Regions from separate parts of the Homo sapiens genome. Here regions 1, 2, 3, 4, 6 and 7 are each linked to region 5. The links are chromatin loops, found by intact Hi-C in ENCODE. Cell type or tissue: IMR-90. All regions are shown on one strand. Region 1 has its middle 60 kb from the start of LINC03041. Region 2 overlaps BNC2 (basonuclin zinc finger protein 2). Region 3 has its middle 240 kb from the start of LINC03041. Region 4 overlaps BNC2 (basonuclin zinc finger protein 2). Region 5 has its middle 84 kb from the start of LINC03041. Region 6 overlaps CCDC171 (coiled-coil domain containing 171). Region 7 overlaps BNC2 (basonuclin zinc finger protein 2).

Region 1 (4,000 bases), 140 kb before region 5:
GGCTTCTGTCTCTGATCATTTCCCCCTTCTCCACCATCTGGCCAACCTTGTCTATATACATGCAATATGATCCTGTTATTTCAAAGGAATCTCAGAGCTGTCTTTACTCCATCTCCTGTATCCCCTGTAACTCTACCTGGTAGTTCAATCTGCTGAATTCTGTATTGGATAAAACTCCATAACTCACCCCCTTCTCCCTGTTTTCTTGGCCCCAGGCCTAGTTCAGGCCCTTCACGTCTTGGTTGGATCATTGCAGTAGTCTCTGACAGGTTTCCTGATTCTTGCTCATTCACCTTTCCATACACCTTTCACACTAATGGCACTCTTCACCAGGTTCACGTTAGCCATATCGTAAGCCTTCAGGAAGGGACTTAGACTTTGGTCAAACCCGTCATGGTAGGCTCGGGTTCTACCTTTATAAGAATGATTATGGCTGGAATTAGGAAGTTACTCATATCCCCAGGGCAGAGAAAGAAAGGCCAACTGTGTGTACTAGAAATCACAGTGTGTCACAAACCTTAATGCCCATATGAGTCACCTGGGAATCTGGTGAAAGTGCAGTTTCTGATTCAGCAGGGTTGGGTTGGGGCCTGGGATTCTGCACTTCTAATGAGTTGCCAAGTGAGGCTGATCCTGCTGCTCCATAGTCTGAATAGTAGGGTATCAGAGAGCAGCTTCAAGGACAAAGGCAGGGATTTATCCAGTCACAGTCTTAGGCCAGGACAAGGGGAGCTGTAGAATAAAGTTAAATAAACACAACACTTTATTGAGCACTAGCTATGGGTTAGATGCCATGCTAAATGTTTGTTTTGCATCGTCTCACTTAATCTTTCCAATAACCCCAGAGGCTTCATGGCATTATTATTTATACTTCCTATATTAGAGAATAGAGGCTTAGCAAGATGAAGGAACTTTGCTCAAAGTTACCCAGGGCTGGGAGTCCAAGATCAAGCCCGTTAACAACTGTGGAGTCCAATCATGAGTCCCTAGTTTGAGATGACAGGATGGTATTGCATTTATATAGACAAGGTTGGCCAAAGGAGAAGGGGGAGATGATCAGGGAAAGAAGGCATGCTTTCCATTTTGGACACGTGGGCTGCTGTGGTCCATACAGCCCTTGCAGTGGCCTACCTGGAGCAGGCAAGGCCAGAATCAGGAATTCTTGCCCTAAACAGACACTGCCAGTAGAGTTACACTCAATGTAGACTCTCAACAGAACTGAGAGTTCTCACCCTGGTTCTAGAGCAAAGGACCAGTGTGATCCTGAGCAGCCATTTTCCCTTTCTGGGCTTTTTTTTTTTTTTTTTTTTTTTTTTTTTTTTTTTTTAATCTGTAAGGCCATGCGCAGGGCTGGCTATATAATTTGCAGGGCCCAGTGTACAATAAATATACGGGCCTCTTGTTAAAAATAAATTCTGAATTTCAAGATGGCGACAGGAGAGCTTTAAATGAAGAGTAGGTTCTCCCAAGTGTGGGGACCTGTGTGACTGAATGGGTCACATGTCCCTGAAGCCAGTCCTGGAGACAGGGTGAGCCCATGTGATATTTAATGTCCTTCAAGCTCTATTATTCAATAATATTGGTTTCCTTTTGTTTTCTGCTATTATTCCCTCCTTACTGGTTTATTCTTAGGTCACCATGAAAATATTTGAGACAGCCTTTCCACCTGACCGTGTCTCTCTCTGGCATCTCATAGAATCATCTCTCTCCCCGTTCTGTCTGCTCAGCCATCCGGAGACCTTGTAAGGACCACTGTGTCCTGAATGCATGAAACCCTCCAAGATCTGTTGGCATCTTAGAAGGGACAAGGAGCAGATGGCTTGGAGGAAGGAGAACATGTTATTTTGCGGTCCTGTAACTCACCCTTTTCAGATAGCTTCTTCATTTCCCAATTCTTTCCCAACTTTTCAAGTATCAGAACGGAGAGGCAGTGAGAATGAGTCAGCAGCTCATGCCCTGTCCTTGGCCAGCACCCCCAACCCCAGGGAGTGAATACCTCAGTTCCCAAACTCTCTGAGTCAGGGAGGTCACTCTGAGGACATCTGCCTGTTTGTCTAAACCATGCCAAGCAAGCAACAGCTGCTGAATGAGCCCAGGAGGCATCACTTCCTGTCAGCCAGGGGACCAGACCAGGTGGCCTCCTTGCCCTCCTTCCTGACTCCTGCCACACTGCCCAGGTATCCCAGTACGGGGAGGGCATTTGTTTTCCCGTCCCATTCCAGAGATTCAGCCTAGGGACCAGGAGCATCTTCTCCTGGGATGCCGAGCATTAGGTTTATCCAAGAGTGGAGGCAACCCCCTGGACAACCCAAACCCTGGAGAGACAGACAGAGCACAAGCTCAGTGTCTGGAGTCCTGGGGTCTCTCTTGGGTTTTACCACTGACCTTAAGCAAATCTTATCACCTTGACCATTGACATGGTTAGGCTTTGTGTCCCCATCCAACTCTCATCTTGAATTATAATCCCTGTAATTTCCAAGTGTAAAGGGAGAGACCAAGTGGAGGTAATTGAATCATGGGGGCTGTTTCCCCCATGCTGTTCTCATGATAGTGAGAGAATTCTCACAAGACCTGATGGCTGTATAATGGGCTTTTTCCCCTTCACTTGGCACTTCTCCTTCCTGCCACCTTGTGAAGAAGGTGCCTTGCTTCCCCTTCACTTTCTGCCATGATTGTAAGTTTCCTGAGGCCTCACCAGCCATGCTGAACTGTGAGTCAATTAAACCTCTTTCCTTTATAAATTACCCAGTCTTGGGCAGTTTTTTACAGCAGTATGAAAACAGACTAATACAGACTAAACAGTTTCCTCATCTGTAAAGTGAGAAATCTTCTTTGTCCCCTTCCCCAGGTGGAATGAAGTGGTCATTTTCTGGGAGCCCAAAACATATGACACATGACTTGATCTGGGCACTTAATCCATTGTAATCTGGTTGGCTAATTATGTATCTGACTCTCCATCCAGAATATCAGCTCCTTAAGGACAAGGAGCACCTTTAAGTCTTCCCCTGGTGCCCCATTTAGCTCTAGCCCTCCATCATTCTGTATCGTACATGCTTAGACTGCATTGAGAGGGGCTGCTAGTGTAGAGGAAACAACTGCATTTCACACATTTATTAAGGTGACATTATGACATCACTGCATATCCACCCCCTGCAATGCTTGAGGATAGATTCAAACAAAGAGAAACCCATGATCTCTAGTCACGATGCAGGACCAAATAACCGTAGTTATAAACATGCCCCATCCCATCACTCTCTGTCCCATGCCGGCCACTCACCTGTGCTGAGTGTTTGATCTTCTGTTATCTGATGACTAAAGTCCTGTGTTCCATTGACACATGTCTTGGGGTAAAGACAGATGCTACAGTGCATTGGCTAAGGACCGGCTCTATGGGAGAAGCGGAAATGACAAGGTGCCAGCCATTCTCCACTGCGTCCGTGCAGAGGTGTGCTGATTTTGTGAGGGTTTTCATCCCCACAGGGGGATAGGATCCCCCTCCTTATAGGGTGAGCAAGAGAGAGATCTTGTCAGAGGGGGAAGTCATTAGACCACTTAGTGTAAGACAGGCTGGCATTTACCAGAGTTGTCTGGGAACACCAGCTTCCAGCCCCTGGAGCCTTGGGACCTATGTGGTGCCGCAGTCTTCCTGCAGAGGGAGGACACTCAGTCCCATGGGCAGGAGAACTCGGCTACAGACTACCTTCCCCTACTCCCCGACAAACCCTAGGGAAATTTGGGGCCTTTGGTTCCAGCAAGATCATTGTCCAGGTAACCCAGAGTGTGCACCAGGGTCATTCCAGATAATCCAGGTATTTTTGTTTAGGCCTGGACCAGAGTAGATGGGAGAACGATACTTCCCTAGGGTCAGGCTGGTGGGAAGGGGATGCAAAGGCAGCAAACTCAAGAGAAGGCCTCTCTCAGGGAGAGCACGGCCATCTGATCAGCTGCCCCTCCACGTCAGGAGACTTTCCGTCCTGGGGCTGATTTGGAAGACTATAGA
Region 2 (4,000 bases), 320 kb before region 5:
GATTTGGTAGAAACCCTGGCATGAGATATTTGTGCCAAGTACCATTTCGGATTGGTTTACACATCTGAAGTATGGCTGAGAATTCTGCAATTATCTAGTATATTAATCATCTTAGAAAACTCAGGACCCTATGACTTGTCCACCCTGCTTTAGAAATAAAAATGTATATGGTTACATGGAACCTACAATTTACTGTGTTTATATAAACACCCCAGGCATATTTCCTTTCAAAAATGAAATGAATGATATGATTTTTTTGTCTCCTTTAAGCTTTGGAGGAAGGAAGTAAACTAATGAACTTTATGCTCTTGTAAATGTAATGCTTTGCATCATAGGACACCAGGTCAGGTTTGTACATTTACTTAAGTTTGTGTGCACTTGTGTACGTGTGTGTGTGTTTGCAATTAATTTGTCAGGTAAATTACAGCATATAGGAATTACCCTCCCACTGCCCCTTCTTTCTGGCAAGCAATACTGTTTAAAACACATACTCATGATCAGAATTGGGCTAAAACATTTTGTAGAGCTTTATTTATTTAATGAGATACCACTAAAGCCTTAATACTGTAAGGCAAATATTGCAGTGAATGCCAGTATTTCAGTATATAGTAGCATATCCTTGCCTTTCAGTCTGTTAAGATTGACTAACATTTAATTACCTTGCCTATGTTAAAAAAGGAAAGAAATTACCTTATAGGGATATGCAAGCTCCTGAGGTTTCTCAGCTGTGAGCCCAGCCAAGTTGCCCTCCTCCAACTGGCTACTTCCCTCCTCAACACACAGAACCTTATACACAACAGTAAATAACCCTCAATAAATTTGAATCTTATCTCAATCTAAAGACACCACCATCATTATGGGGGAATGTTGTTAGTCCTCAAAACCTCAGTCAGTTTAGAACAACACAGCAGTATCCAAACTTTTTGGCTTCGTCTGGATATTGTTACTGCAAGTGTTGGTGCTGCATTCCTGGATGCCGTTTACAGAGTGATTTCTTAAACATTGGTTGTGTCACAGTGCAACTGACCAGTTTAAAGCCTTTTGCTATTTTGCTCACAATCAAAGAAACCAGAAACATCTAATTAACGTTTACCTCATTTAGAGTTAGAATCACCTGATTATTTTACTACATTTGGAATAAGCATAAGAGATGCTTTTAATACGACAAATTTTAAAACTATCTGGATTAAAACACCTTTTTATTCACTTTTTTATTAAGATAAAACTATAAATTAATAATTAGTCTCCTATTAGTCTTAAGAGATTTTTCAAATGACTTTGGATTTTAAGATGAAAAAAGAAAAAAAAAGAAGCACACATTTAACTGAGTTTGTTTTGTGTGCTTGTTTGTATATTTAGACTGTGTGTACTAGAAAGAACCCGCTTTGGGATAGAAATAAAGACTCTTTGAGTTCTCACCCTGTATTGGGGGGGTTTCTGGGTACCTATGTATGTAATTTGGACATTGATGATACATAAGTGATATTTATCTCAGTTGGTATAGAAGGTCTCATGAGTTATCTTGACAGCTGCATAACTGTTATCCACTGTAAACTCGCTTCTTTAGGTTAGTGTGGTTAGTTTTTTTTTTTTTAAGTTTCCGCATAATCATTGGGGAATCTTAGCATTTAACTTGCAAACGCTTCTCAGAGTTCTGATACCTGAGGCGGCATCACAAGAACGTTATCTACACCAGCCCCATCTTGGTAGGACTGAAAAAAAACAAACAAACCAAGAACAACACAAAGAAAATGCATGTTAATGTGGCTGAATATTCATTAGAACCCTGCGGCCTGGGGCTGGAAGCACAGTTAGGCTGTGTGTTTACCAGGCCACCCGAAAGGCAAGAGGGCATAAGGCACTTAGAAACAGTGGCTCAGCTCAAGCAGTGTTGTCTTTGAAAAGTTTTCATTTTCCCTTGAATCAGCTACAGTCTCTTACTTAAGGTCACTGCAGTTTGCAATCTTTGGCAGAAGACTTCTTCCTTTTATGGTAGTGGCAGTCTGACTTTTTTTTTTTTCCCTTTTGGAAGTGTTTTCCTCTCAAACTGCCATTATCTTCCAAACCTGTTTCATGTTACAATTGTCAGATGCCTCTTTTCTGAATTTCTTAGAACATAATGCAATGAGATGTATATATATATATATCTTTTTTTTAGCATGGAATTGAAAGTCATATGGTTATGATTTGAGAATGTCAAGCTTGATTTTTTTTTTCAGAGGTTTTTTTTAAATTTTTTTTTTTTTTCAAATTGTACCTTTTTCTCTGGGCAGTGAACTCACTGCAGAGACATCAAAGAGAATGTGTACTGGATCAAGGTGATTTTTTTTCGACCACATCATTGCCAGCTGTGGTGTTTATGATTAGAGACAGACGTTCCAGACACCTCCGAGTCCTCACTAAGCGTCAGATCTTTAACGGGATCCATCCCAACTGAGTGACACTAAACAGACAGCCAGAGGGGAGTTGGTGGGATAGAACAGGGAAGAGGGCGGGTGAGGGTGAGGGAGGCTTTGGTGCCGGGTGCATTCACCAGCCAAGCTCCGCTAATGCCAGGCTGCAGGCTGCCCAGAGGCCCCGTAGCATTCCTTTCAGCACAGCTTTCATTAGCCAAGGGGATGACTGGAGCCCAGCAAACACAGTCATTGATCCTCTTCTCACCGGGCGCAGGGATGCAGTGTTCAGGTCACAGCCCAGTCGGCTTTGAAGCGGCTCCATTTCAGACACTGACAGCCACAGACTATTGGCTTCTTGGAGCTGACATGATTCCCTCTCGGATCTCCATGCTCTGCTCCATGCAGCTAATGATGTTGAATTCCCTCTGGATGTTGCTTCCACTTGCAATATTAACACTTGTTCAGTGGTCCTATTGATGCAAGAATTATGTAAATAGCCAACAGTACTGATAGCTGTGCATTAAAGGGAGTTCTCTTTCCTCCCGTCTGTTCCCTTCTGGGTCAGTGTAACTGCCAGACAGTTTTGCTGGTTCCAGAAACCAGAATATATATCTGGAATCAGTAATCAATGTGGTGGTTTGGAGTTCAATAATTGGAATTTTTAAAATCAAGATGATCTGCTTATCCAGTGATTGCCATTAGCAATGAAGAAAGAAATGGTTTTGTTGACAACTACTTATTTCTCTCTCCATGTGAAAGTGTTTTTTTGTTTGTTTGTTTGTTTTTCAATTCTGTCATCATCGAGACGTGGATCCCTTGCTAACAACAGTTCCTGGTGACTATAGAAATTAAGACTCCTTAGAAGAAAAATGTTATTATTACAATTCAAAAAAGAAACAAATGTGCTCACCTGTTGGTGGGAGGACAACTGAAATTTGCATGTCAACTGTAAACATCTGAAAGATAAATAAGAGAGGAAAGAAAGTTTATGATACAGATAACAGATTGCTAGTACAGAGCTGCTTTTTCAGAACCTCTCCTTTATTACCAGTATTTTTCCCCCCTTTTTAAAAAAAAATCTAAACAATTAGATGTCAGCATTGGGTGAAAAACACATAACAAAAGATTCTGGCTTTTGCTCATCATTCTGATCTCCCTGCTCTGCATACTGAAGCCCCACTTCCTTTTGTTGTCCTCCCAGTGGAATTTCAGCCACTCAGACCAGTCAGGGGTGTGTTGGCAGCTATCCTCTTTGAATGGTAGAGAGTACATTTATTCTTTGCACAGAAGGAACATGAAAATTTGGTTTGAAACCTAGTAACTCTCAGGCTGCATGGTCTGGAGACAATAGAAGTATTTCATCCCTTGAAACCAGACGAATCTTGAGTAATCAGGTGAACCTGCCTTGCTGGCTGGTGGTGCTTCACTGAAGGGTTGGACCAGGGTGTAGAAAGGACTTTGGTGGTTCAGATTTCCACTGGAAAACTGTGACATCCTGCCATCTCAGAGAAGAAAGTTGCAGGAGATAGCCACACGTATAGGTGATTCCTGCTTATCTGGCTAATAATATTCTTGCTAATATTTTTGAAAAGAAATTAGTTTTG
Region 3 (4,000 bases), 150 kb after region 5:
TTGGAAATCCTGAACCTCAGACACCTGGTTCAGATCAAAATAAGTACTAAAAAATCTTCATTGCCCTCCCTTTACCATGAAACAAAAACCCCAGCTTCTTCGCCTGACTTCTACAGAACATTCCCAGCCTCAGTCTATCTTTCCCACCTAAACTTCCTTTTCTCCTGCATGAGCCATTTGCTCTAGACACCAGATTATTTGCTGTCTTCTAAAAGCTCCTTCATTTTATTTCCTCTGCATTTTCTCTCAGGCCTTTTCCCTGCTCCCAAATGCCTCCCTGCTCCCACTGACCTAGTTGGCCAAATCCGACTAGCTGAAACCTCCACTTCTTCCATGAAATCTGTCCTGAACACACCAATCTGAACAGATTTCTCCTTCCTCTGAGCCCCTGTGGCAAAGGAAGCCCATGTGCTTACTCACCTAGTGCTGCCTTCTGCTACTTTGCCCAGTGTCATCTTGAACTTTCATTAAACATCTTTCCTTGTCATATTTTAATGTTGGGCACCCAATTCTGTCTTTATACCCTAGAGTTAGCTACACACACAGTAGCTGCTCATTAAGAACTTGATGCTTAGATTTGACCCACACGCTTGCAAACACCTCTCCTCAAAAGAAATATTTCTTATGTATAAAGCAAGGGAACTGTAGAAATTCACCCCATCAAATATTTTTGGCTGAAAAAAAAAGAGAGAGTATCTTTGCAGAGTCTCAACAGAAACTATGCATGTGAATGTGTGTTTGGGGTACAGAAGTAGAGAGAAGCTTGTTAATTTTAAAGCCACATAGCATGTTTGGCTAAGACTGTTACTCCATTTGTGTATTTCAACCACGTAAAATACACCCTGGGATTCTGGACTGAGAGAAATAGCCATATAAGGAGAAAACAAGGCATTCCCTATAGCTGCTCTTGTAAAACACTCTATGATTTAACCCTCTGCTCGGACAGATCCAAGCTCCTGCACTTTACAACTGCAAACAATCAAATTCCTGGGAGGAGCTCAGCGTGTGACCTGCACCACTGGGCACAAACAATCACAAACAAAACCTGACAGGTCACCTATGGGGCAGCATGACCAAAGCTTCGCAGCCGCCTGCCTTTCTCTCTGCGGTGGGCCGTCCCAGCTGGAGCAGGCACTGAGATGAGCTCCAGCCCAGAGACAACTCTGAGGGCTCATTAATCCCTTTCCTTCAAGAACTCAGGAATCTGAGGTCTGCCTCCACCTTCTAGATGACAGTCCATCAATCTGCAGAATCCCTTCACTGGGGAGGTGTGGGAGGGAGAAGTGGGGGGATCAAGATAAGGAAAGAGGGGCTCCAGGAACAGAGGCAGGACTGGGCAAAGCGTTGGCCAGCCTCCAACACGATGCCTGTGGCTCTCTGGTGGAGTATGCGTCTGGCTAGGGGCCTCTGTGCTATGCAGAGGAGGGACTGTGGAGTGAGGGGGTAACAGGGCACCCAGCTGGCCCTCACCTTCCCTCCCTTCATCTTGATTGCCATTAACAACAACTCTGTGAGGTGCAGTTTTCTAGATGATGAAACTGAGATTCTGAAAGGTTCCAGTGTCCCTCACATGTAATGAGTAGGCGATGATTAGAAATAAGCTTGTATGCTGTGGCAGACACTGCTCATTTTCTTCTGTTATCCGGTCCAATCTCCTTCCTTCTGGCAATAGAATGAACACAACTCCACCTCCACCCCCCACCCCATTACACACACACACAGAAGCAAGGAAGATGGCTGCCTGGCTGGAGATGGTATTTCCCAGACACCCACGTAGCTCAAGGGGGGCCATGTGACTGAGTGATGATTTCCAAGAAGAGGGACATGAGTAGGAGTAATGTGTGCAAATTCTGGGTCACATCTTTTTAAAGTAGCTGCTTGCCTTTCCCATGGGCTGGGACGCAGATGTAAGAATGAGGAAGAGGACAACCTTAGGGGCTACTGGAGTAGCACAGCAGAAGGAGGCTAGACGAGTTTATGGAACAGCGCCACCTACCTTCCTGGGGCTACCGACCTGCAGGGAAATTAGACTGTTCCGTGAGGAGAAATAATCAGCCTCCTCTGAGCCACTGTATTCTTCCATGTCTTTGTGACAGCCATTTAGCCTACATTCTAACTAACGCATGTGACTTTCTGCAGCCTCAGCTGTGTGTAAAGAATCTTGAGGCCACAATAGCTTGCACTAACTTAAAACGCAGAAGGAAAAAAATCGTAGCCAAGTTACATAACAGCAGTACTCACATGCCAAAATCACCCCCTCCCTGAGTCAAGGCTGGAATAGGGGCCTCAGCCACATGAGGGAGTCCTGCACAGGTGACAGCAAAGGTCAGAGAATCCTGCTCTCTCCTCCCCATAGGAGTTTACTACGGAAAATTTGCCTAAGAAGGACCCTGAACCTCATTGAGCTGGAACCAGAAGCACTATTTGGACAACTCTCATTATCATTCCCAAAATGACTTGTTGAAAAGTCTTCCTCACTAATTTTTAAAGTCAGCTTTACTTCCCTGAGACAGATGTGTTAAAACATCTACTATGATTATAATTTCACAGTTCCTCTTGGGACTTCAAGTTTTGAGACTATCATATTATATATATACTAAAAGTGTTACATTTTGTATAACAACCTTTATCAGTAATCATAAATTTCGCCCTTTAGTCTGGCATAAGTGTAACTATATTCAGCTTTTTTTTTTTTTTTTTTGGCCTGATAGGTCTTTTTCTATTTTTTTTTCTGTTTTTGTTCTTTTCTTTGCCCTCATATTTTCTCTTATAAAACCACATAGATTTTAATTTTTTCATCCAAGTTAACAATCTCTGTGTTTTAACAGATACATTTAGTTCATTAACATTTTTTAGGGTTTATTTCTGCCATCTTAGTTTGAGCTTTGTGTTTACTTTGCTATATATGATCTTTGCTTTCTTTTTTCCAAACTTTTAGTGGGATTGATTCTGATTTCTTTATTTCCTCTTTTCCTGTTCTACTGATTTGGTAATTATCAGTCTTATTTGTATTTCTGTATATACATACAGATGTTTTAGATGTTACCCTTACATTTTTAACACACATACTTGACTTTGAAAAGTACAAAATGTCATTTCTACTTACCTATCAATCTTCAGAGCTCCAAACATCTCCCACCCATTTTATCTATTATTGTTGTCAAATATATTATTTTCACTTTTATACCCTTAAAATCTGTCAAGATTATTAACTTCTACAGACAATGCTTGTTTAAATTTAACTTCCCCTCTTAGAGCTCATCCCTTCCTTTCTAGTTCAATTTTCTTCTACTTGAAATAAATCCCTTAGCAACTACTTTACATTTTTGGTGACCAAAACCAAACAAAACTTTAATTTTATATGTGTTGTTGAGTAATAGTTTAGCTGGCTATATAATTGCAAACCGATAGTGATTTTTCCTAGTGCTTTGGGTATGTCATCTTCTTGACTTTTAATATCTGTTGTTGCTGTCAAGAAATCTGCTGCCTAATTATATTTCCTACAAAAAAAATCTTCATTGCTTTAAGAACTTTTTGGCATCAGTATTTTGCAATTTCATTATAGTGGACTTGAAGTTTGAATTCACACTTACTTATTCAGCTCATGACTTACTGTACTTCCTGAATCTTATGATATTTATCTTTTAGACATTGTAAAAAAATTCTCAGTCTTTTTTCTCTCTGAATATTTCTTCTCCTTCATTTTCTATTTCTACTTCTAAACGCTTATTCTCATTCTTTCCTCCATATCTTTAGTTACTCCCTCACATGTTTACGTTTTTGTGATGCATTCTGAATTGGAATTAAATCTCTTCCAGTTTACTACTTTTTTCTTTAACCATATCTAATCTGTTAAAATTGATGACAATATTTATTACTTTTAGAAGTTTCATTTGTTTCTTTTTAAAATCTCTATTTTATTTTTTCATGGTACCTTATATATTGTCATAATTTATTATGTTTTCAATTCCTAATTTTATGCTTTGAATCATTTTTAAAC
Region 4 (4,000 bases), 440 kb before region 5:
CTTTCCATGTTATTAATAACTGAGTTTTAATGCTTTTATCATAATTTAATCATAATTTTGGCTCAGCCATATTAGCTCTTTCTTGATAGATTTTACTGTGTAATTTAATAATCCAGTTTTGGACTTTTCCCACTTAGACTAGTATTCTTTATTAGATTTAACATGAACTAAGTGCTATAAATGAGTCAATATTTTTTTAAAATTATATGTCTGTTTATCAGTGTACTGTTTCAAGTCTATGTATTAGTTAAGTCTGTTCTTCAGGCTTGAACATAGGCATACCTCCTTTTATTGCACTTGGCTTTACTGCACTCTGCAGATACTGCATTTCTTTTACAAATTGAAGCAGTGGCAGAGTTTGAAAGAATTGACTCCAATTTTGAAAGAAGTCCTAGTGTGGATAACATGCTATCCAAAGCATCAATGCTACAGAGAAATCTTTTCTGAATGGAAGAGTCAATTGATGCGGCAAACCGTCTATTTTATGAGTAGACACCACAGCCACCCGTCTTCATCAACCACCACCCTGATCAATCAGCAGCCATCAACATCTAGGCAAGACCCTCTGCCAGCAAAAAGATTACACCTCACTGAAGGCTCAGACGATTGTTAGCATTTTTTAGCAATAAAGTATTTTAGATGTATGTATGCTGTTTTTTTTAGACATAATGCTATTGCACACTTAATAGACTACAGCATCGAATAAACAAATTTTATATGCACTGGGAAACCAAAAAAAAATCATGTGACTTGGTTTATGTGGTGGTTTGGAGTGGAACCTGAGTTCGTCCGATGTTTGCCTGCAGATGCTCATCCTTTACTCTTTCCCCACTACTGTTGGTGCTCCCAGTTCTGCTGTCTGCCTTTATCCAATTGTAAGCCTCAATGTGATTTCTAGATTCACCCTAAGTACTTGCCCTTGATCAGCCCAGCACTGAACTCCCCCAAACACACAAACATTAAAGTTCATTTAGAAAGAGTGAATTTTAGGAAGAAACCACAGAGGCCAAGATCTTCTCTAATTAATGTAGTGAATCTTCTGAATGTAGTGAGTCTTCTGGCCATTTTTTGAGTATTACATTGATAGCTCATTCAAAACGAAAATTATTCACACAACTATGGTGTAAATAAAAAGATGTGATGTTAATATAATTTTTGGATTAGATTATTGCCGAATCAAGCATCTTTACAACATTATAGTTTAGAGTAATGTGTTTGGCTAAATTAGGCAATAAAAGTAAACATAAAAGGTAAACCTTCCCGATTAGTCCTTACATTTGACTTCTCTGTATGTGAAACACTGACAAAAACCAAAAATAATTTCACTACTCTGTATTTATTTTTCTGATTGAGACTTTGGAAAAGTCAAGAATGACAACGGTAGGTATTTCTTTTTTGCAGAACAAGCCTGAGATGGTACTTAGGTGCTTACATACAAGCTACTGATCACTTAATGACATTAAAAAAATTTTAATTACTTATTGCCTTCAGACACTACAGAAGTTTAAAAATCCTACTATTTCCACTTAAATTTCTAGACCAATGCTGTTGGACTTTCTTTCCCTTTAACAGCAATGATTATCCAGTTGAATGTTGTTTCACAGAAAGGAAAAGTGCATTTGTGTAAAAATATCTGGGGCTTGCCAGGGAATCTTTTTCAGAATGCTTTGTGGTTACAAATGAAGCTTATTGTTGTATAAATGGCAAGTTTAAAATCATAGAACTTTTTTGCAGTAGCTCATGGCATGAGTTGATAATCTGCGAATTGCTCTGCGTGTGTGTTTGTGTGTGTTCGCATGCATGCCTCAGCCCATCTGTAAGTAGCTGGATCCTGTGCCGTTCCTCCCCCTGTTTCCCACCTCACTTATTTAGATACATAAATACGCACACTTTTACATCTAAGGCAAACCCCAAAAGATGCATGTGGAAGGCTGGATGTGGGAGAGAGGTGTTTTCCTTTAATTGACCTCTCACGGCGTTCCACTTGATAAAGTGACAACATTTTCTGAAAACTTAAGGTTTTTGAATGTGTGGATTTTCTCCCTACCACTGTAATTTCTGAAACTTTCTCTAAACAAGATGGCTGGCACATTATGGGGACAGAGCAGAGACATAGAACAGAGACAAAGCCGCCCTGAGAAGGCAGACACACTTATATTGCTTGTGGTTTTTCAGTACAGCTGCTTTCAGATGAGCCGGCTTGTTCTAAGCTGGTCCCACTGCCAAAGCAAGACTGTCACACAGCTGGTAGTACTTACTGTACTTGCGGGAAAGTATGTGATTCATTAGTTGGAACCGTATGTTTTTCACCAGTTCTGGTCATGTTTTTGTTAGGATGTGGTAAAAACACAAGCAGGGGGTGAAGGGACAATGGAAACATGTGACTTCTTAAGGATTGGCCTGAACCCGTTATTAGCTAAATTGTACACCGTAAAATGTCCTTTGTACCTCATAAGACAAATGACTTAATTTTTTATTCCTCAGTTGAGGTCATTCAGTCATAAGTGGTAAAAATTATCAACACTGAGCTCTTTTTCTCTTTTTACTTTCTGCAAAGTATTATGATCCGTTTAAACCCCAAATTATAATATGAAGGGAAGTCATGCAAGTAAAAGACATTAATTTGCTGAAAAATGCCCATGACGGGTGAAGAACTTTAACTGGAGTGAACTCTTGCTACTGATAAAATATGAGTATGGTATTACAGCTCATAAGAAACACTTCTAATACCACAGGGTGTGAGGAGAACAATAAATGGGAGTTTCTTTGTCTACACATGATCAAGCAGACTCAAATTGTATGGCTGGAGGATTGAGAGACTAGTCTTTTAAGTAATTTTGGTGTCATTAATGGGCTTGCATCACAGTATCTCTGTAATGCTCAATCCTGGTATTGTGCAGAACTGCTGGTGTGAGCCGCATTGAATATTGGCCTGTTATCACCAGGTTTTTGAGCTTGTGAATATTTTACAACTGCACAGGCCGAACCATATTCTTTGGAAAATGAATGCCATTGCTGCTGTGTTGTGTTCTCCTTACATAGGAATATGCTTTGACATTTGCTTGCTTCTGCTTCATTCTGACACTGGAGTTGTTTTACTTTTGTCCCCACTCCCATAGCCTGCTATTGAGACAGGTGGTATTTTCAAAGTCTAAGTAAAATATTGGCAGATTATGCCTCTACCCTCAGACTCTGTTTTTCAACTGTTCCCTTCTAAAGTTCTGCACCGTTCATGCCTCACTACATACACTCCAGCAGTTGCTGGACTCTGCAGAATTAGAACCAGGTCTGTCTCTGACAATTAGCTCAACTGGCTGCAGGATAAATAAAGGAATGCGCTCAGGGGCTGTAGTCTGTGACACAGTGTAACAGAGCGTAAAAAGGTGCATCTGTTCCATGCCCTGATTCAGTCGCCTCACTGTCACTGGGAAGTTACCGACACGGAGACATGCCCGTGCTGTTTGGTAAACAAGCGGCAGGTATTAAATTAACAGGGCTGTGAGTGTGCAAACGTGCTGCTTTATTAAAAGCCCTGCTATCTTGGCTCACTGCTGGGTCACAGGCAGTTGCTAGAGCATCTAGTAAGATGACTCATGGCACTGCATACTTCAATACCCTGTTCTCGCTTCCTTCCAGAGGGGACCGTTGACATTTGAGAGCCTGATTACGGAAGGAAAAAAAGGAGAAAGAAAAGAGAATACAGGGTGTGTGTGTGTGTGTGTGTGTTTGCCTTTTACGTTTCGTAGGCTAGGCAAGAAGGAGATGAGGGCCAGCACCCCAGAGCCAGGTTTTAGTTTAAATTGGGCTTCTGAATCCAATACTAAATTGCAACCAGGTCTCTGTCTTTGTTGTTGTTTATTTTCTCTGCCTTTCTGTCTCACCCTCCTCATGACTGCTACTTGATTTGTGGTTGAAATAATGAGGGGATAACTGAGAGATGAAAGTTTTGCTCTGTCTGCCTGCACTGGGTGGGCACCATGCATCTTGCAAATGTACTTGC
Region 5 (4,000 bases):
GAGCATGGCTTTGGTAATAAGACTCTGTCATCATTAGGGAGCCATTTTATTTTTGTGACACTGTCATCCCCAGGTCCCAGCACACCTGATTACATAAGTGGCTTTTCTTTCCTGCCTCGTCTCTGTTATTACTTCTAATGTTTTTCTGCTTCTGAAGGATGGGAAGAATGAAGCCTATCTATGAACAAGGCCTCTAAGTTGGGGACTGGAGTAGAAAATACAAAACAACCTTTCCCTGTCTCTGTGACCAGCTGGACTGCCAGTGAGTCCCTGTTTTTATTTCTCCAAGCCCAGCTGAACATACCTATTTTATCGGTTGACTTTGTCAATGCAAAGCAGCAAGTGACACTGAAACACCTGTGTTTTGAGGCCCTGGTCATCTAAATTTGCCTGTGAAAAGTAGATGACACAGTAGCACAACACTGAATCCTCCCCCATGTTTTAGCCTGAAAGATGCCTTTGCTTATTTACTTAAAGAAAGGAGGGAAAGGAGTGGCAAACTGCCTGTGTCCTGAAAGACTTTAGGAGTTATTCCTGGTGCTCTCTTTCCGTGAACTCGGAGGTTTGGGGATAGGAGAAATGAGAAGGAAAGATGTGTCTCCAGAGTAAATGGTGAGATCTGCTCTCTCTGCTCCTGCCCACTCCCATATTGTATTCTCACTGAGGTCCTAACCAGCTGTTCTTAGAATGGGGGCTGGGGAGGGTGAGAAGTCTGCGGCCTCACTGATGCTGCTGGGGACAGATGTAGGTCCAAGGGTGATCATTTCTGCCAGGCAGAGGGGAGGGAAATTTCTGATAAAAACAATATAACTCAAAGAGAAAGGGAAGAACCAAAATCATGCCTGGAATGTAGGGAATTCACAGGGATGGGAGAGAAGATGAATAAAATGTCTGAAAAAGACACGGGAGGACAGGCAAGCAGCACATCTCCACCTCTGATTCTGCTCAACAGAACCCATCTCTTCCCATCAGACAATGGCAAATACCTGGGCAATCGTCAGCCACCTCATTCTCTGACCGGCTGTGAACCTAGACCCTCACAGTGTGTGTGTACATGTGTATGCAAAGCAATTAAAAAGGAAGACTGAAGACGAAACAAATCAATGTTTTTACAGATTCATAATAAGTTCCTTTCCATATATTTATTTATTTTCTCTTTCGCCACTAAAGATGCAACAGCAAACTTGCAGGGAGCAGTTGTTGCCAGAGGGTGAATCATGGCTCTATTGATTTGATTATGTAAAAGCTCAGAGGAACCTAAAGCCAGATACAGAAATATCTCATAGCCCTGAACCCTATGGGACACACACTAGTAAAAAAGCAATCTTTATATTGTTCCTGATAAAAGCATCATTAGTTTCCTCACAGTGAAACCATTTCTCTGCTGATACAGTATATGGTTTTCTTTTTCTCCAGAATCCACTCAGACATAATTAACACTCAGTTACTAGACTTGAGGTTCCCTGGGGTGACCTGCTCAAGTTGGGGAGGGGGGTGAGGGGCTAGAGATGGAAAGAAAGAAAGACTGAGAGAGAGGTGGGAAGGGAGGGAGGGGGCAGGGAGGAGAGAAGAGATAGGAGAAGGAGGGAGGCAGAGGCGGGTGGGGTGGGGGTACAGTATCGAGAATCTATCCTTCCTTGGCCTTCCTGAACACCGCCCCGTTGCCTGCACTGCGCGGGAGAAGAGAGCCAGCGCGGTGGCGCCCTCTGCTGGGCCTGCTTACCCTCCTCGCCACGCAATCTGGACCAAGCCCCAAGCCATGCAATTCCGGGGACGACTCTCTCCACCCCTCGTTCTTTGCTTCCTTAGGAATAGCACTCCAGCCATCGCCTTCCGGTGAGAGAAGTCTGGACTGACCTCTCTGCAGACAGACAAATGCCCACAGACGTGCTCACAGTTTGTGCTAAAACTGCAGCAGCAGCAGCAGCAACAGATAGCAATTATGCTGTGCCTCCTTGTCCCTGTCAGTGTAGGCAGTGGCTCCCTGAAAAGCCCTTGAATAAACAGTGTTGCTGGGGTCAGCAGGGCTGGCCTTGGATGGGATCTTAAGATTTAAAGGTTTGGAAAAATGGAACCTGGAAGGTCCTTCCATATCTCTATTTGACAGCTGGATGGCTAATGTCTATGAGCCCCAGGGACAGGTCCTGGCTGCCCACAGGAATGGGCTCTGGCTCAGAGAGCCTGCATACCAGGGGACTCTGTGTTCGTCTCCAACTGGGCCTCAGCTTCACTAAAGATAAGAGAAGAATGCCAAATGTATTGCTCATCCTATGGACTTCTAAGCAAATAATGGCCCTTTCAGGAAAAATAAAAATTGTTGATTTTAGAATTCCTGGATGTGAATTTGAATTCACTAAGACAGAAACCAAGTCACTTTACAAGGAGGCTATTCTTGCACCTTTCATGTATATTAACAAGCCCATGGATGTATATACAAACACATACATGCACACACACACACACGCACATGCATATGGTGGGTATTAAAACATAAATGCATGAACACTTTCACACACAGGGACACCCAACCAGAACCACATGTACACAGACCTCCAAACACATATATACAGATGTCTTCATGTAATCCCATATGGACTGCATCTTCCAGCCACAGACTCACCCTCCCCGCCTTCCTCCCTCTGCTCCCAAGTTGTGTGAAACTTGGGAAATTTCCTCTGGGAGTCATTCTGTTGCTCTATTGTTCCATCCTGAAGGCCCTTCCAGGGACCACTTCCCAGACAGCAAAGTCTCTGTGCTCCCACTGGCACCAGATCTCTGTACGTTCATTAGTTTAGGCAGATCACCGGGGATTTCAGTAAAGATTTCTGGAAAAATTTAAAGAGCAAAGCTCTGAGGTCAGGCAGGCTTAGTAGCTAACAGCATGGATTCTGAGCCAGATTGTCTGCATGCACCCTAGTGCTGTCATGCACTAGTGGTGTGCCTTGGTTGCCTCATCTATAAAATGGAAATAACAGTACCTGCCTAATGGGGTTGTGATGGTCATAAAATGGGTTAGTATTCAGAATCTGCTGGAACAGTATCTGACATATAATAATCACTACATAAATCTCTCTCAAATAAAAGTACATAACCCAGGCTGGTTGTGCTATTTCCTGAGTAATCCTGGGGTCCTCTTCCCCTATCTCTCATTAGGTAAAAGGAAGAAGAGAACACAAAGAAATGATGACCAGGGCCATGCACAGTGGCTCCCACCTGGAATCCCAGCACTCTGGGAGGCCGAGATGGTGGATCACTTGAGCCCAGGTGTTGGAAACCAGCCTGGGCAACATGGCGAAACCCCATCTCTAAAAAAAATACAGAAATCAGACGGGTGTGGTGGTGCATACCTGTAGTCACAGCTATGAGGGAGACTGAGGTAAGAGGATCACCTGAGCCCAGGAGGTCAAGGCTGCAGTGAGCTGGGATTGCACCACTGCACTCCAGCCTGGGTGACAGAGTGAGACCCTGTCTCAAAAAAAAAAAAAAAAAAAAAAAAAGGGAAGAGAAAGGAAAAGACATGATGACCAGACACATCCTTCATACTTTTTCAGTCTTAGGGACCCTTTCCTGTACCTCATTGATTAGCTTTATTATATGTTATAATAGCATCATGACCTGCAGTCAGTTTGAAAATCTGCAATGCCTCCTCATCTGCAAAGCCTCTTGAAAATCCCTTTTAGTGTACATGATTTTAAAAGTCAGATATAGGCAACTTTTAAACCTCATTTGTATTTTTATTTTACTTCAAGTTCTGGGACACAAGTGTAGAACTATTTGTTGCATAGGTATACGTGTGCCATGGTGGTTTGCTGCACCTGTCAACCCGTCATCTAGGTTTTAAGCCCTGCATATATTAGCTATTTGTCCCAATGTTCTCCCTCCCCTCGCCCCCACCCCCCAACTGGCCCCCATGTGTTAAACCTCATTTTAGACATTCATTTCAACCTTCTCCATTGATTTTTACCCCTCTTTCAAAAGTTAGAATTGTCAAAAAGTAGAA
Region 6 (4,000 bases), 320 kb after region 5:
AGGGTCATAAACTAAAATGAAAAAGATTATTTTAAATCTCAACATGTGAAAGACACACTAAGTTTTAAGAGATATTTCTCCTTTTAAATACACTAAAAAATAGAGTGCTATTGAACAAGGACAGTCTCTTTTGAAATATCATGCTTCCTATAATTTACATAATGTTGATAGTTTTCTTTTTTTAATGAAGGTTTTGGGCATTAAAAGGACACACTGAATTTCATTTTGTCAGATTAAGAAAAATAACCTTAAGGAAAAAATTGATCACAATAATATTAATACAATAGTGACATAAAATAGAAGGATACCTACAGCATCCGAAAATGAATGTTTCTAAAAATAAGTTTATTAGTGTACTTTAAAGTTATTTGAGTTCTTATGATTTGATATTTTAAGTTTTATAAATGAAATGACCCAATTTGCACATCTTACAATGTTCACTAAAACTAAATATTAAAGGGTAAAATACTCTTCAATAGAAAACACAGATAAGTTTAAGCTTTGCTGAAATTAAATTACTTCATAAGAAATGTTGGATATATTTTGGAATTAATATTGAGATATTTCAGGTATCTCTTTTGATGTTTACAACTAAAGTGATTTATTATTTTATTTTTTTTCTAAAATTACTTATTTTCAAACAATAAAAGCAACAAATTGAGACTTGCTTAAAGAGGTAACAGCCTAGTGTCTTATTGTCCTCTGCTGATAGGAAAGTATTTTCTTTTAATACTGTACTTTGCCATAAAACACATTTTTCCTTGGTAAAAACACTTTTCTGGATTATTTTAATAGGCTAGTTCTAGGCTTTAAAGAAAAAAACAATATTTTGTAAAGTATACTGTTACATGATAGAAGAAAAATGAAGAAACATCTATTTGCATCTCCTTTAAATTATTCACAATACTTTGAGGCTTTCATTCTCTCCAGTTAGTGCAATTTATTTTTCTATATGTCTCAGTAGCAAACAATGTTATTTAGACTCTAACCTGGCATGCTACCACCTCTGGCCCGCCCTTGAGCCCCTCCATTGCAAAGGTCTCCAGGTGCAGTTTGGGTAGCTGTAGGGTGAAGTCATTCCTACTTGCCGCAGACCATGACAGCGAGATCTGATCTCTGACCTAAAGGGAAAAAAACAGCATCAATGGTAATTCCCCTTCAGACACATTAACTGGGATGAACTGGGTCCCCTTGAGCCCACTGAGTGGACTTGCATTGATCGCTGGACCTGAAATCCATGAATAAATTTAGGACTAATTGATTTTTCGTTGCAAATAAATCTCTAATTCAGAGTGCTGGGGGAGAATGTTAAGAAGAAAAAGCATCCTCCTGCTTGAAATGAGGGAGGGGAAGAAGAGTCACTAGAGCTCTTCTGATCAAGAGGTTTTGAATTATTTTTTCACAGTTCCACCCTAAAAAGGAAGAAAAGAAAAAACATTCACAAAATCAAAAACAACAGCCATCTCCTAATCATTATCACCTGCTTAGTAACATGTGGTGTTTAACTGATATGAACTGATACATATTGGACAAGATAGTTATTAGGTACTAGTCTTTGAAAAGAAAACTTCAATAACATGTACTCTAGAATCAAAACAAATATACTCAACACAAAAGGAGACTTAAAAATATACAAGAAAGAGGTTTGTTTGCCCTTTTCACTCTTCTAGAATTGCAGGATTTTATTAAACTTGAGTCTTAATGATTAAATACATATAAACCAACACAGTCACACAATTTCTAAACAATACAACAGATAAAATCAGTAGTATTTGTACTCTATTTTAAGTATTCAGAAAGCAACAATACAAACACATCACCGATATGGGAAAAACACCAATTCTCTAGTCAGTATGGAATCACATGCAGTTGATATCACACTGCCACCTTCTGGACAAATGAGAAAATATTCCTTATATAATATAAATGGAAACATTCAAAAACAGATATTTTGGTTTTTAATTTCCAAACTTAGTAAAAGCCTTAAGAATTCCATAGTTTCGTTTGCATTTAAGAACAAAAAGCTCTCATTTTAATCATATAGTTTAATAATAGGAGTTTTCAATACATAGGCATATTTTCTAACTTTCCTTATGCTTGGAATAGGTTTTAAAATTTTATCTATTTGTTACCATATACTTAATAAATATTATACAATTAGCTCAATGCCACAGAACAAAAAGTTTTTTATCAGGTAGCGAAGGTCAAAAACAAGGTTAACTATAAAAATTGCATTAACTGCTCAAATAAATATATTTCTATCTCTAGTTTTATCCAAGCAACTTCAAATATAACTTGGCAAAAATACAAGATAGAAAATTTCTCCTCCATTTTTCTAGCCTACTTGGGAAGCTTGTAAAACTGTTTGAATTATTTTTATTGTATTAATTAGTTCCTTAGGATATACACACATTTCACAAAACAAACTCTATTGAGTTTCTTTAAGCCAGCAAACACACACAAACATATAACGGCATCTTTAACTGTTCACGCTAATCTATGGGCATAAAAATCCTTATATGTCCCAAGCTGATCTGAAGACTTTCTGTCAATAAGAGAATGTCAAAGTGTATGCTGTAAAACATACACTATGATGTAATTTTTATAATGATGTGAGTACCACATGCATGCTGGAGTCTCAATTCACAATGTATATTTATCTGCAACAAACACTCTCCAGAGTCTTCACTCAGGATAAGAATGCTGTTAAACTTACTTAGCATAACAAAACAAATCGTATTTTACAACTACATTTGTTTTAGGTTTTATATTTTACATGTATGAATACCTTCTCTTGCTTTTTTTTGTCACCAATGTGCACTCAGATAAAAGAAAACATTAATGTGGATTAAGGTTCTGAGAATTTATCAACATCAAACCACTAGTGTTTTGCCTTCTACCCTTCTGAACCACAGTCAATAGATCTAAATATTTTACTGCACCCTGGCCAATTCATTGTTTGATGTTTAAAAACTCACCCAGAATCAAAGAAAATTTATTAAATTTGAGCCCCCAAATGAGATACTATTAGCTTTGAAAGTCAAGTTTAACTGCGATATTGATGATTCTCTTTTTTCTGTGACAAAATTCACTAGGGAAATCCTGGATGTCAAAGTACAAAAGCAGATTGCTAATACGGGCAAAGAGAGGGGAAAAAAACCATAAGCAATGTAAGTATAATCCACAACACAGTTCGAGCACTGGAGGTCCTTTAACCTGATTAGCATCAGGCACCATACTTCATCCACGAAGCTTGACATACAGTGAACAGTAAGCCACATTTTATATTCTCTAAATAAACTTTATGAACATTGTTAAGCTGTGGCATCTTGCTTTTGAAACTGATTTATTGTCATTTCAATATTTTTGGTATAACATTACTTAATTTGCCAAATTAAATAATTCTTTATATTGAATAAAAAAAACTTGCAAAATGCAGCTATTTTTGCTACACCTAATGATGAACATCATAATCATTTGAATAATATGCATGCTTTAATACTTCCATTTAATTACAAATTATCTGTTGAATCAACTTGACAGTGCCATCAAGAGTGAGAGACCCATGATATATAATAGATGCAATATCACAAATACTTCTACTAAAATTTTAAGAGTTTTTTCCACTTTTAAATTAAACGAGAACTTTGAGAGTAAGTATCTAAAATGTTCTCAAATATTTCTAGGAAAAGTTTTTAGAAAAGTCTTGTAAAAGAATTATCCATAATTTTATTTTAATGAGTAAAGGGAGTGAAAGCATCATGTTGAAAGAATCCAAAACAGTGACACTAAGACAAGCAAAAATAAAATCATGCAGCAAAGGAGAAGAAAAGAAAGATGACAAGAAACGGAAGAAATAAAGGGTAGAAGGAAGAGACTTCAGAAAGAATGCAGAAGGCAAGTCTGAATTTCAAGGTGTCAACAGGGAGATTCAACACAGAACAGTAAGAAAGGACTCTTACCTTGTTGCATTAAGTTCGTTCATGAAAAGAAATAGAAC
Region 7 (4,000 bases), 230 kb before region 5:
ATGAGGGGATTCTTCTCGATGACATTGACGGGGCGAGTGACAGTGGGGAGTCGGCACACAAGGCCGAGGCCCCTGCCCTCCCTGGCAGCCTAGGGGCTGAAGTTTCAGGATCTCTTATGTTCAGCAGCTTGTCTGGGAGCAATGGTGGGATCATGTGCAACATTTGCCACAAAATGTACAGCAACAAGGGGACCCTGAGAGTGCACTACAAAACTGTGCATTTGAGAGAAATGCACAAGTGCAAAGTCCCAGGTTGCAATATGATGTTTTCCTCTGTACGAAGCCGAAATCGGCACAGTCAGAACCCTAATCTCCACAAAAACATTCCCTTCACTTCAGTAGATTAGTCTCAGAATGGACACTACAAATGCCAGCTCTCACCAGATGGCCTACGTGTTTGAACTGCCATAGTCAGTGTGCGCTTATGTACTTGGGGTGTGTGTGTGTGTGTGTGTGTGTGTGCATTTATGTATGCTCTGTGGCTACATATACACACACGTATTTCCTTGAGATAAACAAGATAAACACTAGGTGCTTTTGAATTTTTTTCACTTCCCTTTATAGTTTTGGGAAAGGAGTGGGATCTTTGATTTCAGGGTGAAAACAGAGTACCCCTTTAAACACACACACACACACATGCACATACACACACACACACACACACACACACAGTGTGCAACTAGCCCCAGTTTTGACAGAATAATTCTTGGTCTTCCCCAAAGAGACAATTTGTTGTACCCATGACTGTTGCCTGCAAAAATAAAAGGGAAAAAAAAGAAAAAAGAAACAAAAAGGAACTTCTTATAGTTGTCTTTTGTGAACTTTAAGGTTTTGAAAGAATCTTCAATTAAAGCATGGCAGATTCACCTGTAAATATTTAGCCTTGAGGGGCCATTGATGTAAAACAATTGTATTGATGGTTGTTTAACTTTTTTGTTTAATTTTTACAGTTACATCCAGCTGTTAGATATGCAGGAAAAGATAGTTTGCTGGCTAGCTCTATTCATTTATGTTAGCATTAATGCACATTTTTAAAAAAAGAAAAAAACATGGTCTTGTTTTTACTACCTGTTAGATATAGTGCTAAAGAGGTGCTGGCATGCTTTACAGCACAGATCTGATTTTTTAAAATGTCCTGTACTAGTACATAAATCCCGTCATGCACTTTTTTTCATACACTACAAGGGGATGTGTAATAACCATGCTTCTTTTTTATCCTTAAACTATTGCCATACTTCAGTAAGTGTCTTTTTTAAAAAAAATTCACTTGTATAAAAATGGTCTGGTCAGTATAGGGCACAAATGCCAAACAAAGTATTAGTGTTAACACAAAACTGCCAACTTTGCACAAGTTTCCAGAAAAGAAAATACAATTAGTCACTCAACATAACCACAGGCCAATTTGTTGGCCACCAGAAAACCGCTTTTTAAAAAAACACTTGGTGATTCTTTCAAGTGCCGAATGTTATTAGAATCAACATTGCATCCTTCTTGCTTATACGTTAAGTTACATAAAAGGAAAACAAAATTATGTGGTGTGAAACAGCCAAGGCATTTATTCTTCAGAGGCAGGATAATATTTCAGGATACAAAAGCCCAAATTACCCGCTACGGAACAAAGATGAATACAGTAAAAGAGTCGAACACTCATTTCCAAGGCCCTAACCCTTATCCTTTAAAAAGAAATCCTCTGAACTGGGTCGGTCTGTTGTATGGCTGTCTAATTTGTTGCAAATTCTGCAGTCGTACTATAATTCAGGCCTGTTTGGTAGACAAAATCAAAAGGCATTTAACAGCAGCAGTACTTGGAAGCTTTGAAAACATGTGCTAAACTTGAATGGAGCAACACTCCTTTCTGAAAAGCCAGAAGAAGGGGGTTTTAAAGCAGGATCTCTCAATGTTCAGTGTTTTGTGTTTCCCCACACGATTTGTCAGAGAGAAATGAAAGCAAGCCTGAAACCAAGCAATTGAGAGTGAGAAAGAGGAGAGAGACTATTCTCCAAACCTTTTTTGTTTTGTTTTGTTTCCGATGTTTACACATGTTGCCTGAGCTGGTTAACCACATCGGCAGCCTCAGCTACCACAACATACTGACTAAATGATGATATTTACTCAAGTTCAGTCTGCAGCCAAAACCATTAGGGTGTGCATTGCAGACTGTTTTGTTGTCTTTTTTTTTTCTTTTTTCCTTTTTTTTTAAGTGGAGGGGAAAAGAAGAGATAAACAAGGAATATTTTGTCAAACAGTACACAATAATTTAAAGAGAATGTATTTCTTTTTTGCATTTAATGGCCTCAGACATTTCTTTCATCAGTCTAAAAGTTAGAAATATCCCTTTATTTTAACTTTTATGTCGTTTCCATTTTTCATGTTTTTGTAATTATTTTTTCTATGTTCACATCAGCATTCACTTCCGTTAAATTTGCCAAAGGAAACTGTTAATATGTTTCTGTTGTTATTATTCCTGTAGGATTTATTGTACCTCACAGTATTTATTGTTTCCCAAAATAAGCATCATTAGTTGGGGATTCAGTATTTTTGTTGTGAAAATTTCAGAAACAATAGATTCTTAAAGATAAGCTAGCTATGTCTAGGAGCTTTATCTTTTCACCTCCTTCAGAGGATGCTATGGGGTCCATTTTAATTCTTCATTTGTTCTACGGGGAGGAAAGACCAAAAGTATTTGCAGTACAAAAGAAACTATATCAAACACTATGTTAAATGACAAGTGTTTATGGTAAAAAGCTGAGGAATTAGTAATAATCGTTTTTGTTTTCTTGTACTTTGAATTCCCCAAAGTCTTAATTGCTTTATTTTGGTGTTGTGTTAAATTGAACAGACAGATGTTTTCCTTTGTTTTATACCATATAAGACTCTGTACAGTATGTTTGTGAAAGATTGAACTAGAATAATGAAAGTTTGTTTGCAAACATTTTGGTCCTCTCAGCGTTCTCTGTGTTGTGCTGTTGCCCCATTACCAAATGGTTAGATTCAAAAAGGGTGGGAAAAGATTTTTAATATCCCAACAAAACATTATAGAAACTCTGGCTTTTGCAGTGTGCATAGACTACATGTAGTTTTATGAAAATAAATACACATTTTTATTTCAGCAACTTTGAAAAGTTACACTCAGTTGAGTTACTAGAACTCATCTTGTACAACAGCAATGTTTAGTCTGTTTAATTTAATGTCAAATAAAAGGTCAGATAGCCCTCGTGAGTGAATTACATAGCTGTCGGCAGTCACATCAGCAAATGCACCAGGCTTAGAACAAATGTTTGTTACTTGCTGCAAACCAAGCTAATGTGTATAGCCAGTTAGAAAAAGTCCAGAAGTAATGAGATTCTAGAAGTAGAGTTTCCCTTGCTTGGAAACATGAATGTGTTCACCTGTGTTTTGTCAGAGAAGTGGCAATAAGTCCTGGACAGCTGACACTTTTTAAGTATCTCCCCTATTTGCTACTACTTTTGTGCCTCAAGTGCCCAGTCGTTACGGTGGCCTTCTAAATGAGTAAATAACATTTTCCAATATAAAGCCTATTTGCTTAAAAGGGACAGGGGAGTGGATGGATGTAGTACATGCAATGGAAAATCATAAAATGTACAATTCTTCTGTTTCCAAAGTATTGCTCGTTCTTGAGTGTGTGCCTGAGTGTCTTGTTTTGACTTAACTAGAATTCTAGTTAAGATGGTGATCCCATGGCTTATTTGCAAACAGGAAGGATAAAGAGATCAGCGTTTTAGTCATGGAGCTCATCTTTGCCCATTCCTACTCATTTGCTTTTTCATAGGAGTTTTTTGTTGTTAAACAGTTTCTCTCAAGCCACATGCATTCTATGCTGGCTGAAAATTAATAGTGATGTAGATGTTCATCCGACAAGCTTTTCCCCATGTGATTGGTTTTAGCCAGAGTTTATCACAGGTACAAAATTAGGCGGTATGACTGTGCATGTTCTCTAGCTGATGTTGAAACTTGTACTGTCTTGATCATTTAAAACTAT

What was found. A loop is a pair of places that touch in the nucleus more often than their neighbours do. Peaks named below come from ENCODE experiments on the same cell type or tissue, not always from the same donor. Only the 100,000 strongest peaks of a DNase experiment are listed, where the experiment ranks them.
Region 1: it touches region 5 in a loop (3-fold over the local background); 5 of 110 quality-filtered maps call a loop at or near these places.
Region 2: it touches region 5 in a loop (3-fold over the local background); 8 of 110 quality-filtered maps call a loop at or near these places.
Region 3: it touches region 5 in a loop (2.2-fold over the local background); 3 of 110 quality-filtered maps call a loop at or near these places.
Region 4: a loop joins it to region 5, with 2.5 times the contacts of the local background. A loop is called at or near these places in 7 of 110 quality-filtered maps.
Region 6: it touches region 5 in a loop (7-fold over the local background); 7 of 110 quality-filtered maps call a loop at or near these places.
Region 7: it touches region 5 in a loop (6-fold over the local background); 9 of 110 quality-filtered maps call a loop at or near these places.

What each region holds. Positions count from the first base shown.
Region 1 is chr9:16,334,052-16,338,051 of GRCh38, reverse strand. No RefSeq gene overlaps it. Among named protein-coding and RNA genes, the nearest start is that of LINC03041, 60 kb to the right of the region's middle. In IMR-90, no CTCF peak of the experiment used is centred here; DNase peaks (open chromatin) are centred at 541 and 2,011; H3K27ac peaks cover 1,889 bases.
Region 2 is chr9:16,513,965-16,517,964 of GRCh38, reverse strand. The region is part of intron 5 of BNC2 (basonuclin zinc finger protein 2); the gene reads left to right. Among named protein-coding and RNA genes, the nearest start is that of BNC2-AS1, 210 kb to the left of the region's middle. RefSeq lists enhancers at 1,487-2,047, 2,062-2,628, 2,629-3,197, 3,293-3,875. In IMR-90, no CTCF peak of the experiment used is centred here; a DNase peak (open chromatin) is centred at 1,954; H3K27ac peaks cover 2,296 bases.
Region 3 is chr9:16,037,568-16,041,567 of GRCh38, reverse strand. It overlaps a transcript of CCDC171 not described here. Among named protein-coding and RNA genes, the nearest start is that of LINC03041, 240 kb to the left of the region's middle. In IMR-90, a CTCF peak has its summit at 1,998; a DNase peak (open chromatin) is centred at 887; H3K27ac peaks cover 1,693 bases.
Region 4 is chr9:16,626,405-16,630,404 of GRCh38, reverse strand. The region is part of intron 3 of BNC2 (basonuclin zinc finger protein 2); the gene reads left to right. Among named protein-coding and RNA genes, the nearest start is that of BNC2-AS1, 98 kb to the left of the region's middle. RefSeq lists an enhancer at 2,908-3,441. In IMR-90, no CTCF peak of the experiment used is centred here; DNase peaks (open chromatin) are centred at 1,794, 2,294 and 3,614; H3K4me3 peaks cover 401 bases; H3K27ac peaks cover 2,523 bases.
Region 5 is chr9:16,190,065-16,194,064 of GRCh38, reverse strand. No RefSeq gene overlaps it. Among named protein-coding and RNA genes, the nearest start is that of LINC03041, 84 kb to the left of the region's middle. In IMR-90, a CTCF peak has its summit at 1,714 (motif pointing left); DNase peaks (open chromatin) are centred at 1,214, 1,764 and 2,224; H3K4me3 peaks cover 224 bases; H3K27ac peaks cover 2,686 bases.
Region 6 is chr9:15,871,653-15,875,652 of GRCh38, reverse strand. It overlaps CCDC171 (coiled-coil domain containing 171), which reads right to left. Exons shown (of 26, transcript NM_173550.4): 24 at 990-1,121. Among named protein-coding and RNA genes, the nearest start is that of CCDC171, 320 kb to the right of the region's middle. In IMR-90, a CTCF peak has its summit at 1,879 (motif pointing left); a DNase peak (open chromatin) is centred at 1,862.
Region 7 is chr9:16,415,336-16,419,335 of GRCh38, reverse strand. BNC2 (basonuclin zinc finger protein 2) reads left to right here. Exons shown (of 7, transcript NM_017637.6): 7 at 1-4,000. The coding sequence ends at 347. LOC124902125 (a long non-coding RNA gene) reads right to left here. Exons shown (of 3, transcript XR_007061425.1): 3 at 3,960-4,000. Among named protein-coding and RNA genes, the nearest start is that of LINC03041, 140 kb to the right of the region's middle. In IMR-90, no CTCF peak of the experiment used is centred here; a DNase peak (open chromatin) is centred at 2,045; H3K4me3 peaks cover 624 bases; H3K27ac peaks cover 762 bases.